3 separate regions of the Homo sapiens genome follow, and regions 2 and 3 are each linked to region 1. A link is a contact called in ENCODE Hi-C or POLR2A ChIA-PET data. All regions are on one chromosome and are shown on one strand. Each heading gives the region's core, a stretch centred on a gene start or an enhancer-like site at or near the end of the contact. The rest is flanking DNA. Distances are from core to core; before and after follow the strand shown.

The links. A loop is a pair of places that touch in the nucleus more often than their neighbours do. ChIA-PET counts read pairs that join two places held with the same protein, here RNA polymerase II (POLR2A). Pooled maps may share reads with other maps.
Region 2: a map of CD4-positive, alpha-beta T cell shows a loop between it and region 1 (1.9-fold over the local background). The contact joins two enhancer-like sites. A Hi-C loop is called at or near these places in 6 of 168 maps with a recorded cell type or tissue (CD4-positive, alpha-beta T cell, Caco-2, GM12878 and 3 more) and 10 of 50 pooled maps. POLR2A ChIA-PET finds 5 or more read pairs at or near these places in 5 of 52 experiments (A549, B cell, HepG2 and 2 more).
Region 3: POLR2A ChIA-PET joins it to region 1 with 14 read pairs in HepG2. The contact joins two enhancer-like sites. A Hi-C loop is called at or near these places in 2 of 50 pooled maps. POLR2A ChIA-PET finds 5 or more read pairs at or near these places in 2 of 52 experiments (HepG2 and K562).

The regions. Positions count from the first base shown.
Region 1 is chr2:207,746,016-207,750,386 of GRCh38, forward strand. CCNYL1 (cyclin Y like 1) reads left to right here. Exons shown (of 10, transcript NM_001330218.2): 8 at 1,032-1,198. Among named protein-coding and RNA genes, the nearest start is that of MIR4775, 6.6 kb to the right of the region's middle. Within about 2 kb of position 2,381, at least 3 of the 41 ENCODE cell types and tissues checked have a DNase peak (open chromatin) inside an H3K27ac peak, as active enhancers do.
Region 2 is chr2:207,692,394-207,696,764 of GRCh38, forward strand. No RefSeq gene overlaps it. Among named protein-coding and RNA genes, the nearest start is that of CCNYL1, 17 kb to the right of the region's middle. Within about 2 kb of position 2,463, at least 2 of the 41 ENCODE cell types and tissues checked have a DNase peak (open chromatin) inside an H3K27ac peak, as active enhancers do.
Region 3 is chr2:207,790,365-207,794,735 of GRCh38, forward strand. No RefSeq gene overlaps it. Among named protein-coding and RNA genes, the nearest start is that of FZD5, 23 kb to the left of the region's middle. Within about 2 kb of position 2,012, at least 6 of the 41 ENCODE cell types and tissues checked have a DNase peak (open chromatin) inside an H3K27ac peak, as active enhancers do.

The sequences.
Region 1 (4,371 bases), core at 1,131-3,630:
TGAAATCTTTACTCAGCTGTTCACTTTGCTCAGTTCTTTGAAGGATGTTTGGTAGATGTAAAATAATTCATGAAATTGTCTCATAAACTGCTTGGCAGGTTTAGAGGAATACCAGGGGTCCAGAGACATCCTTTTGTCCATCTGTGTTCCTTGTGGAGGCACTGAATACGGGGAATATTTTACAGCCTAAAGACCTGTCATGCTGCTCTGCACAGCAGCCACTGGGTGGCTCTCTTGACCAGCAGTTCTTCAAGCTAGTGCCACAAAAGGGTTAGTTACTGTGAAAAGGAGAAGGTAAAAATGTGCTCAGTATTACTTGGGTTTTACATATTTGAGCATAATATAGCTACCTGTAAAATTACTATCTACCATGCAAGTATGATACATTGTACCTGGTAGGCACTCATTATTTATTGAACAACTCTATTATGGGTGTGGAGGTGATAAGAGTGCCTCTCTTGATGATGCTGTTTGCTGAGATGTCCAGTCATTCCTGTGACTGGGTGGGAAATGTATATGGGCAGAATAGGCAGCAGAGATATCTGACCTACAACTGTGATTTAGTGTCTTGCTTTGGCTGAGTAAGCAAAGTCTCTGTAGAACATAAGAATAAAAGGCACTTATTTTCTGGTCAAAAACAAAAGAAATTTGTCAGTCATGAATTCTTATCAAAGCATTTCGGGGCCGGGCGCGGTGGCTTACGCCTGTAATCCCAACATTTTGGGAGGATCTGGTGGATCACCTGAGATCAGGAGTTCGAGACCAACCTGACCAAAATGGAGAAACCCCGTCTCTACTGAAAATACAAAAATTAGCTGGGCATGGTGGCGCATGCCTGTAATCCCACCTAGTCGGGAGGCCGAGGCAGGAGAATCACTTGAACCTGGGAGGCGGAGGTTCTGTGAGCCGAGATCGCACCATTGCACTACAGCCTGGGCAACAAGAGTGAAACTCCGTCTCAAAAAAAAAAAAAAAGCTTATCAAAGCATTTAAACTGAACTAAAATCAAAGACCAGTGCTCTATTTTACAGGTTTACTTAGAAAGGCTTTTAACTTATGCTGAAATCGACATTTGTCCCACCAACTGGAAAAGGATTGTTCTGGGAGCCATTCTTCTTGCCTCCAAGGTTTGGGACGATCAGGCTGTATGGAATGTGGACTACTGCCAGATCCTCAAGGACATTACAGTTGAGGACATGTGAGTTTGTAAGGTTTTGGTGAACTTTCTAACCATTTTCCAGTATCTTATTCCTATAAAGTTAACAATTTAAGGAATATTTTTAAAGGTTACATTATGCAGATAATGGAAATAGGCATAAGACTATATCTGTCTATCTTTAGTATAACAGTTCACAATAGAGCAAGACTGTCTCAAAAAAAAAAAAACTAACTTCATATTTTCCATCATTACTTGGTAGGTTTTGATGTGTAATAATCTGCTTGATAAATTGAAAAATATTTTTTGGGTGGTTTTTGGCAAAAATCTTACAAGTATACTACCAGAACAACATAGCACAGTAAATATCTTTATTTTATTTTATTTTTTGTTTTGAGACGGAGTCTTGCTCGGTTGCCTAGGCTGGAGTGCAGTGATGCAGTCTCGGCTCACTGCAAGCTCCACCTCCCAGGTTCAAGCGATTCTCCTGCCTCAGCTTCCTGAGTAGCTGGGATTACAGTGGGATTACAGGCATGCGCCACCATGCCTGGCTAATTTTTGTATTTTTAGTAGAGACGAGGTTTCACTGTGTTGGTCAGGCTGGTCTTGAACTCCTGACCTTGTGATTCGCCCGCCTCCGTCTCCCAAAGAGCTGGGATTACAGGCATGAACCACTACGCCTGGCCTCTTTATGGCTTTTAAAAAGTTATCTGCCAGTTCAAGCTCCTTTCTCTTTTTCATTCATTCATTCATTCATTCATTTATATCTTTTCATGTGACCAGTAGGGTATAAACAGCCCTTAAAGGGCATATGTCTGGCCTTTGAAATAATTGTTTGGCCACTATTAGGTCTTAGGGCCTCTGGACTATTGAGAAGTTACGTAGCTTCAACCTGAGTCACACATTGTATATTTGCTTTTGCTAGTCTTTCCACATTTTATCTGAAGGTCTGTTTTTACAGAAGCCTTGAGATATGAAGATCCCTGTGCCCCTGACCCCTCCCCATTAGGAGTGTTTTTTGTATTTAGAAATTGGTCTCCTGAGTTAGGAAGCTCCAGCGTTCCCCTCAGGCGGTCTGAGAAGCACTGCTGGGGCATCATCCAACGCTCACCACACTCGAGAGGCTCCCTGGGCACTCGGACAACCACAGCACCACTTTGGGGGCCTTGAGTTACCTATGAGAGTGCAAGGATCCTTGCTGAGTCATGGAGTTCCTCACAGATGGCACCAATATGACCCTGAAACAGCAGCTTCATCAGGGTTCCTTCCAGGCTGGCCTCGTGTCGGCCGTGAAGGGAAGGGCCTTGGAGCTTGGTAGGCAGGCTGAGCCAGGGAGGCATTTCCAGCAAAGGCTCTCAGGGTGCCCACCAGACAGTGAGAATGGCTTTGTGGGTGGCATTTAGAAAAATATGAAGGAGCACCTCTTGATGATGTTGAGCAGCAGAGGAAGATCAAGGTCATGACAGGCAGTGGCAAGAGTTTGTTTTTATTGCCTTTGCCCATTACTCCATATGACTGTCATTCAGAATTACCATACCATATATTCACAACTGAAGTGAGGATACTTGTGACTAAAAAGGAACCAGTAATTGTGGTAGCTGTTGAAGTGGCTTCTGGTGAAGTTGACCACTTTACTGTTTACCGAACAGCCCTAGTGATATTGCTGGTAGCCGTTTTAGCAAAGGGTGTGACAGCAAATGAATTTGAAACAAATGGAAGTACTTTTGGAAATTGCAGAAACTAAAGTGACTTTGATCACTGCTGTCATCCGTCTGCAAACTGGTTTCTTGAAGGAAGCAAAATTTATTATTATGAACACTTAGCCCTACCATGATGGCAGCTAAAATGTTCTCAAAACCTGCAACTGAACTGACTGGTGCTCTAGTTCAAGATACAGTATCAGAGAACCTGCAGGGAAATGTGCAGGTTTCTACAGATGTAAGCTTCAGGAGCAGTGGTGGCAGGGGCCAGCTCCAAGAAGACCAGTTCTAAATAGTGCTGTTTGTGTATGCCCAGGGAAGCACCAGGAGCTATGCTACAAACAGGCTGCTTTTGTTTATGATCTTTGGAAAGCATTTCAACAAACTGTTTAATATACATTTGTCTCATCCCCCTGCTGTTGACTATTTGTAGTGGTCTCATTTTGAGTCTAAATTGAAACAATTTTAAATTGGTGTCTATCAGGTTTTTCTTAAAAATTTTCAACAGCTACATGTCCTGTTAGAATATATTTCCCTTTAAAAGAATAAGTTAAACTGAGCAGCTGCTATTCAGACGGTTTGCTGTGCCTGTAAAGGGTATGCTATTCAGCCACCTAGCCATTTAAAAAAAAACAAAAAACCTAGAAGATGCATATTCTGTAAGCATAATGCTTTTCTTCAGTGATTAAACCTCTATTAATATGTGTGTTAATCCTATGAAGTACTATATTTCTACACAGTTAAAATGTATTAGTGGAAAAAATATAAAAGGGATTGTGAAGTGCATTTATTGCTGTAGTAAATTAAGTCCTGGTTAGCTGATTATCAAAACATTATCTGATTTACATTTCTATAGGCTTATGGACATATGAACAGGAAATTAATTTTGGAAGTAGGTTCAGTTGGGTTTTTAAGCTCAGCAAATGAGAAAACCACATCTCTGCTCATATTAACTGCTCTCCATACAGGAGATCATCAAGCATTTGTTGACTTACCCAGTGGATAAAATATTAAAACTTTGAAACCAAGAAACCAAATATGTTGTTTAGGTATTTATCATTTTTATACAGTTAACTCCTTATAGGGATTACTGTGAAAGTGGTTAAGATTTTCTCTAGTTTTATGTTTATTTGCTTAAGCATTTGGCAAGGGCAGCTGTGTGGTCATGTAGCCGACTACTACTCCCAGCCCTTTCCTCTCCCATTGCATTCAGCTCACTCCTACATTCTGTTCTGACCAGGACGGTAGATACTGAGCACCTCAGGGTTTCATTCCCAACTCAGAAGAAACACTGAGTTTTTAAGTCCAGTGACCTACCATAAGTCATATCATAAAATGGGTTTAGTCTAGCCAAGACATCCACCTTTGATCTTTCTGCCTTCCAAAGTTTAAAGAGTATCCTCACCCTGTCATAGTGACAATTTCTCACCTTCATAATATTAAAGTGAGCAGAAACTTGCATTATGCCCTTTGACATAGCCTCATGCGCCGGGACAGGGGGAGGGGATTCCCTTC
Region 2 (4,371 bases), core at 1,213-3,712, 54 kb before region 1:
ATAATCCCAGGGGGCGCCATTCACAGCAAGCCCTGGCAGAGGACTCAAGCATCGCAATTGAATAATGCAACAGACTAAGATGACTTCAGAAAGAAGAAATGACAATAGTTTATTGTATGGAGGGATATATTTCTGAAGAAACAAAGAAAAGTGACAATTGTGTATACAGTTCAGAAAAATGAAACACCTTTTTTGCAGGGGAAATGTCTTTTGCCTTGTGCACCAGGCTAGGCTGGAACCATCTCCAGATTTTTGAAAGTACACTGCAAAAAGCTGAGGCTGTGTCCTTCAAAAAGTAATGTGGGGAAATAGAAATCTAAGAAATTTAAGAAAATAGAAATTACTTCAACTTAGTGCCTAAATAATGCCTTAAACAATGTTCAATGGTGAGGAAGAGGAAACGCAAAATGAATAACAGGAAAAACTACAAGCTGGTCTTCACTTTGCAAGAATAGTTTCTCTTGTGCTTCCACTGCTCGCCTGCCACTTGAGCCTTTTCACACCACTGGCCTAAATAAATAACTAAAACGATGTTTTTACATTTTTTTTAGAGACAAGGTCTTGTTATGTTGCCTAGGCTGGATTCTAACTCCTGGGCTCAAGGGATCCTTCTGCCTCAGCCTCCTAAGTAGCTGGCCCTGTAAGTATGGCCCACTACTCCCAGGTAATAATTTTAAAATATGAGAAACCATGAGGATAGATTCTGACCCTGTGTCTTCCAGCCTGGGCAAGCCCAATAAAGAGTCGGGTTGGATGCAACCAGGACTCATGGATGTCTTCCAAGTCTGGTTTGCTGAAGATGGCAGCTTCCCCCGTCCTTTTTTGAGATGGAGTCTCGCTCTGTGGCCCAGGCTGGAGTGCAGTGGCGCGATCTCGGCTCACTGCAAGCCCTGCCTCCCAGGTTCACGCCATTCTCCTGCCTCAGCCTCCCCAGTAGCTGCGACTACAGGCTTCTGCCACCTCGCCCCGCTAATTTTTTGTATTTTTAGTAGAGATGGAGTTTCACCGTGTTAGCCAGGATTGTCTCCATCTCCTGACCTTGTGATCCGCCCGCCTCGGCCTCCCAAAGTGCTGAGATTACAGGCATGAGCCACTGCGCCCAGCCTCCCCTGCCCATTTTTAATCTTTTTCTAGGGCCAGAACCCTGGAAGATGCAAGGAGACAAAGGAAGGGTGTCATCTAGCTCTGCACTCCCGTGTGTGTGTCTAACATGTGGCACACTGTGTTTGCGGGGCATTTCTTCTATTTCATGACCTGATTAATCAAATTTTCACTATGCATATACTTTTCCTTTGGAGTCACGATGCATCTTTAGAAGCCATACCAACTTTTCCTGTGCAGTAAGGTGGAAACAGTAAGAGCCTGGGAATCAGGCAAAACCAGATTTTGAATCCTAGCTCTAAACTCTGAGCAAGTGACCTGTACCTTACTTTCTTCATCTGAGTAATGGGAAAAACAATGAGCTCCTCATGGAGAAATAATTTAATAGCTGAAGATCGTTTGAGACAGTTCCTGGCATGCAAAAGTCTTAAAGATAATGTAACTAGTGTTGACTAGCCATTTAGAGAGGAAAAGATTGGGCTTAGAGCCAGATTGCTAGAGCCTGAGCATGTTGGCTTGTCACTTACAGCTATGAGACCTTGGGCGGGTCACTTCAGCTCTGTTTCCTTATTCCCTAAGATGGGAATAATGAGAGTGCTGCTTTGTGGGTAGTCGTGAGGAATGAATGAGTTAATCCACATACAGGACCTAGAACAGCACCTGTCACATAGTAAATTCTCAATAAAAATCTTAGCCATTATGATCCCTAGGCTCTGAAGTAAAAAATTATTTCCCCTATCTCATAAGGTTGTTGGGAGGTTTATATGAGACAACCTATAAAAGTACTTACGGCCAGGTGGGGTGGCTCATGCCTGTAATTCCAACACCCTGGGAGACAGAGGTGGGCAGATTGCTTGAACCCAGGAGTTTGAGACCAGCCTGGCCAACAAAGTGAGACCCTATCTCCACAAAAAAAAAAAAAAAAAAAAAATTAAAAATTAAAAAAGTGCTTAGCAGAGCTCTCAGCTCATCTTAAGTCCTCAAAATTAGGTATTAACTTGATGATTATTATTACTATGATTATTAGTTCACTATATTGAAAAGTTCTGTAGTAAAAGACAGCTTTCTATGTTTCTAACAATAATTATTTAGTATTAGTAATTAATTAAATACTATCACTAGTTAGCAAAATCAGCATTTTCACATATGGCTGCTAAAAAAGTGAATTGAAAAGGGCTACACTAATATAATTAAAGCATAAAACTTATTAGCCTTTTTGGAAATTTCCTACTTTACTACTTTCTAACTCTTTATAATACAAATTTTCTGAGTTTTCTACAGTTTGTCATATGAGTTCGGTAAAGATATATTTATTTCCTTCAAAGTAATTTGAGTCAGTCCCTTGGTATTCAGCTAAGTTGAACTCCGGTATTTTGGAACAGTATCTGTTGACACAAATATATTTGGCATCACTGGGGAATTTAAAACTACATACAGACAGTGTCATGATCCCTCAAACTCAAGGGGACAGTACTATTACAGAGGACAAGAGTTGTTAAAAAGCTTTATGTTGTCATTTCTATACTGAACATATGGCATTCTAGTTTCTGGTAGGAAGTGGCAGTTACAAAGACTAAACTATAGTTTTGCAAACATTCTAAACAAGGTATTTAGGATTGCTCAAGAAAATAAGCATGAGGATCTGGTAAGATACACATCGAGACACGTGCAACCTCTCATTCACCTTCTATCTGATCCTGAGGTGACTGCATGGGGTAAAAATCAGTTCCCTCGCTCACTTTAGCCCAGACACATATCTGATTCTCACCAACCTTGAAGATATGGGCTCGTGCTCGAGATTTTGTTTGGGTTCTGCCTAGGTATTTCTAGTCTCAGAAATTCCCTGATGGCTAAATTAAATGAAAAATCTAAGAATTCAGAAACTGACAGGCCCGGGAAGAATATTTGTGACTCTGAATCTTTTGCAACAACATTTTGTTTTTCTAAGTAAAGAAGTAATCTGAGGCGGCCCTTAGTGCTGAATGACCAGACTTTGTCACCTTGCCTCGGTTTCAGGTTTTCATAGGGCCTTCCAGAGGTCAAGAGAGGCACTGTCCACTTCCATATTAAACAAAAACCAAAAAGAAGAAGAAAAAGATATGCCAAAATAGGGTTACAAGATTTGTCGTGTATTTTAAACATCAGTATTTAACAAGTAAGCAATTCCAACATCCACATGCACACACACATTCAGTTCAGTGTAATTATTATATTCCCAAAGTGACTGGGGGGTTATTAGGGGGTTTATTTAAAATATTGGTTCATAGTTCATGAGAGGTGAGACAGTAATGAGACAGAGAGCTGAAGTTGGTCGATGCCATCTTCTTTCTTCAAACCTGCCAGTGCTTCTATTTAACTGTGGGTGTGACCTGGTGGCACTGAGGCCCTTGGTGATAGTGAGGCCCAGAGCTAGTGGCCTCCTGATGTCCCCTTTTCAGTCTCAAGATGTTTGCTCCTGGAAATGTCCAGCTTAATTAGATAGGCACCACTGCCTATCATTTCTTTTTTTAGATAGAGTCTTGCTCTATCGCCCAGGCTGGAGTGCAGTGGCACGATAATTGCTTACTGCAGCCTTGACCTCCAGGGCTCAAGCTATCCTCCACCTCAGCCTCTCCAAGTGCTGGCATTACAGGTGTGGGCCACCGTGCCCAGCCCTACCTATCTTTTTTTTTTGAGACAGAGTCTTGTTCTGTCGCCAGGCTGGAGTGCAGTGGTGCAATCTCGGCTCACTGCAACCTCTGCCTCCCAGGTTCGAGCAATTCCCCTGCCTCAGCCTCCCGAGTAGCTGGGACTACAGGCACGCACCACCATGCCTGGCTTAATTTTTTATATTTTAGTGGAGACAGGGTTTCACCATGTTGGCCAGGATGGTCTCGATCTCCTGACCTCATGATTCGCCCACCTCGGCCTCCCGAAGTGCTGGGATTACGGGCATGAGTGCTAGGATTACAGGTGTGAGTCACCGCATCCAGCCCCTACCTGTCTTTTTAGTGTCACCTTTCTTCTGTGGTCAAGTGAGCAGATGGGCCCAAGAACCTGGGCTCTTACTAATGGCATTTTTTGTTTTTTATTGTTATTTTTTCCAATTCACGTGCCCTGAGTTTGATCCCTTGTTTTTGTTGAATAACTGTCAAAAGCAGCCTGGAGTGGAAGGACAAGTGTATGTAGATGGAGTTGATTGGCCTTGGGGTGGGCAGTTTGGGGGAGGATGTGGAGAGACTTTGAGCAGAAGGAAGCAAAAAAAGTACATACACCCTGTATTAGTCAGGG
Region 3 (4,371 bases), core at 762-3,261, 44 kb after region 1:
GGATTACAGGCATGAGCCACCGCTCCGGCCTCTTGTTTTCCTTTGTATCTCCAGCATGTTGGCACTCCATGAATAATTGTTAAGTGAATAGATGGCTGAAAACCTCCCAACAGAGGTGTAGGGGATGAGGAAAGAAATAAGTAAATACAATGGAATACATGGAACAGTTAATGGCATATTAAGGAGACACAAATTGAAACCCCGGAGGTCATGTAGTGAAAGATGCTTGTTTAATATTTCAACAAGCTCCTCTGAGCTCAGCCCAGTTCCTACCCTCTTCAGAAAGCCTCTAGGCCTTGGGCCTCAGGCTATGGCATTTGGGGTTTCCCTGGAAAAGTGCTCTCTATCAGTGTGAATATCAGTCTACCCTGTTGTGAGCAGGACAGAGTGGAGCAGGGAGAGGGGCAGTTGAAGTTTCTACCATATCCCAGGAACATCAGGAAACCCCCTGCTCTGCAGAATCAGATGGACTCCCAGAAGGTTGGGAGTCCCATCTGTGGAGGTCTTTCACACCAGCCCACTGCCCTTCTGGAATAGGGGAGGCTTTCTCCCCAAGACACAACAACTTGTCACCACCATGGCAAGGAAGGTTCTACTCTCCAGTGGCCAAGCACATGGCTAGAAAATCTGTCTACAAAAACCTGAACTTGTCTTGAGGTCTCCCTTCCTCCACCAGTTGAGAACTCTCCCCTGGTACTATCTCTCAAACCAGTGCCTCTGGCCACATTCCCAGCCTTGCCTGGTCCTGTCCAGCCACAGCTAGAGCCTCCCGGCTAGCCTCCCACCCATCAGTGTCCCTTGTGCTCCAGTTTTTCCACTCCCCAGCCAAATCCTCATCCCTAACATCATGAAACCTGGCTTTTATGCAGCACCCCTAAGAAGGCAGGGTCTGGCTTCTGTGCCTTTCTCAGAGCCTGCCCTGGAGATTAGCATGTAATCACTGTTAAATAAAAGGACAAAACAATCACTGGATTTGCAAATTGAACAATTTGCTATCCAAGGTCTTCCTTATGGAATAATTCATTGGACAAGTACTATCAAGTGCCAGTGATATGCCACGCACTGTGCCAGATAAACCTGAAGGACAGGGTCCCTTAAATTCATGGAGCTCATGATCTCTGATCCATATCTAACACTTCCCTAAACAAATTATTTTCACAGCTCCCCAAAAACATCCATGGATCGTTCTTTACTTTTATTCAGTGCAAATGTTTATTTCAGCACCTATGATGTACTAGCATGATGCTAAACTATAGCTTTTAATTTAGTCCTCAAAAGACTCCTCCAAGGAAGGTAGCACTGGCTCCACTTTGTACCTGGGGAAAATGAGATGAGGTAACTCCCAGTTCCACATCTGCCCACTAGCAAGTGGAGTCAGCATTCCAGCCCAGGCCTGCCTCTCTTAGCGTCCAACCCTGTCCTCCTGGAGCTCTATTACCTGGCAAGAAGTATTTGACCCTCCAGGGATGGGGGCATTCCAGTCCAGATAAACACCTGGAGCCTAGCAGGCATTCACTGGTGTGGGGGGTGGGGGGCGGGGGGGCAAGAGGGGTTGGGCGCGGTGGGGGTGGCTGGGGGAGCTGTTGCATTTGACTGGGGAACTGGAAATAAAGATATTGAGAGAGAAAACCGGGAGAGATGGGAAGTTGCTGTTTGCAGAGTTTCATGAATTGCTTATCTCTACATCCCCAAACCTTAGTCCTCAGCATTTCTCATTGTCACTTCTAATAACACATTTCCTTATTTTATTATGGGACTGCTTTATACATGTTGCTGAATGGAAGCTCCCTGAAGTGCCTGGATGTTAGGTGGCTTGTCCAAGCTCCCTTGGTTAGTAGTGGGCCGGGACTAGAATCCAAGCTTACTTTCCAGATTACATAGAAGGAGGTGCAGAAGACCGGAATCTCCTCCCCCTTCCCCCCCTCCCCCCACCCCCCCCCACCCCGCCACAGCTCAACTGTGAGCTGGAGGCTGAACAAAGACAGAACTTCCTGGATCTAGATGAGTCACTGGTTTGTTCTTCCCTAGCCACCTCCAGAAAGCCATGCTGAACATGCCATTTTCCTCACTTGGACTCAGTGGTGGGGAGCCTGACCACGTCTTCTCACCTCCAAGACGGGGCAAGGAGTTGGCTAATGGCCCAGCTTCATTCCTGGGGCATCTACCTTTGAAAATGTGTGCTCCTACTTGGAGCTCTTTAGCATGACTGCTCTCTTTACACATGAGGGGACTGGGGTCCTGAATGATTGACTCACCAAAGACAAAGTCAGTCCCAGGAGAAGCGAGAGCTGGCTGAGGTCTTACAAATCCAAGTTCCTGGTATCTCCTACTCTAAAATGCTGCCGCCTCCCATTCCAGCTTATATTTTCCCCCAAACTCTCTTTGCCTCCATTTTGTCCAGGCAGTGAATCTTGAGGTACTGAGTGACAGGAAGAATGTGGAAAACAGTCAGCTTTAATCCAGCCATTCTGCTCCTAGACATTCACCCAAGAGAGGAAAAACACCTATCTTCAAAAAGACTTAGACATGTTTTTTTTTTTTGTTTTTTTTTTTTTTTTTTTTTTTGCTGTGTTTGTTTTTTAGAGACAGAGTCTTGCTCTGTCGCTCAGGCTGGAGTGTGCAGTGGTGCGATCTCAGCTCACGGCAACCTCTGCCTCCTGGGTTCAAGCAATTCTTCTGTTTCAGCCTCCTGAGTAGCTGGGATTACAAGCGTGTGCCACCATGCCCGGCAAATTTTTGTATTTTTAGTAGAGATAGGGTTTTGCCGTGTTGGCCAGGCTGGTCTTGAACTCCTGACCTCAGGTGATCTGCCTGCCTCACCCTCCCAAAGTGCTGGGATTACAGGCATGAGCCACCGCACCCGGCCTTTCTCTGTATTTTTATTTGTAATAATCAAAAACTGAAAACAGTCCAGGTGTCAACTGACAGATGAATACGCAAATTGTGGTAGATCCATGCAACAGGTTATTACTCATCAATAAAAAAGAACAAACTAGCCGGGCGCAGTGGCTCGTGCCTGTAATCCCAGCACTTTGGGAGGCTGAGGCAGGCAGATCATGAGGTCAGGGGTTCGAGACCAGCCTGACCAACATGGTGAAACGCCATCTCTACTAAAAATACAAAAATTAGCTGGACGTGGTGGCCCACACCTATAATCCCAGCTACTCGGGAGGCTGAGGCAGGAGGATCGCTTGAACCTGGGAGGCGGAGTTTCCAGTGAGCCGAGATCGCGCCACTGCACTCCAGCCTGGGCGACAAAACAAGACTCTGTCTCAAAAAAAAAAAAAAAAAAAGGAACAAACTACCGATCCATATGACCGCATGAATGAAGCTTAAGAAATTATGTTGAGTGAAAGAAGCTAGAGACAAGAGTACATGCCATATGACTCTGCTTACACGATGTTCTAGATCATGCAAAACTAGAAATCAGGTCCATGTTTGCTTGCAGGGGCTGGAAGGATAGGAAGATGCACAGAGGACAGAAGGAGAAGACGATTACTTGGAAAGGGGCATGAGGAAAGTTTTTTGGGTTCATCTTAAAAATGTTCCATATCCTGCTTTTTGGGTTTTGTTTTGTTTTGTTTTTTTGAGACAGAGTCTCTCTCTGTCGCCCAAGCTGGAGTGCAGTGACAGGATCTCGGCTTACTGCAACCTCTGCCTCCTGGGTTCAAGCAATTCTCCTGCCTCAGCCTCCTGAGTAGCTGGGATTACAGGCTCCCACCACCATGAACAGCTAATTTTTTGTATTTTTAGTAGAGACGGGGTTTCACCATGTTGGCCAGGCTGGTTTTGAACTCCTAACCTCAGGTGATCTGTCTGCCTCAGCCTCTCAAAGCACTGGGATTACAGGTGTGAGCCACTGTGCCCAGCGAAAAATGTTCCATATCTTGATAGGTGTGTAGGTTACACAGATGTAAGCATTTGTTAGAACTGACCAAATTGTACACAAGATCTGTGCACTTGGATATCATAAGTTCTAACTACATTTGAAAGATGGGGGAAAAGGTAGTACATGACTGTTGCAAAACTATATAGAAGTAAAGAAGTAAGCAAAAATTATTCCTTTTTGGGGGGCGGGGACGGAGTTTCACTCTTGTTGCCCAGGCTGGAGTGCAATGGCACAATCTCAGCTCACCACAAACTCCGCCTCCTGAGTTCCAGCAATTCTCCTGCCTCAGCCTCTGGAGTAGCTGGGATTACAGGCATGCGCCACCACGCCCGGCTAATTTTCTATTTTTAGTAGAAATGGGGTTTCTCCGTGTTGGTCATGCTGGTTTCTAACTCCAGACCTCAAGTGATCCGCCCACCTTGGCCTCCCAAAGTGCTGGGATTACAGGCGTGAGCCACCGCACCCGGCCAGCAAAAATTATT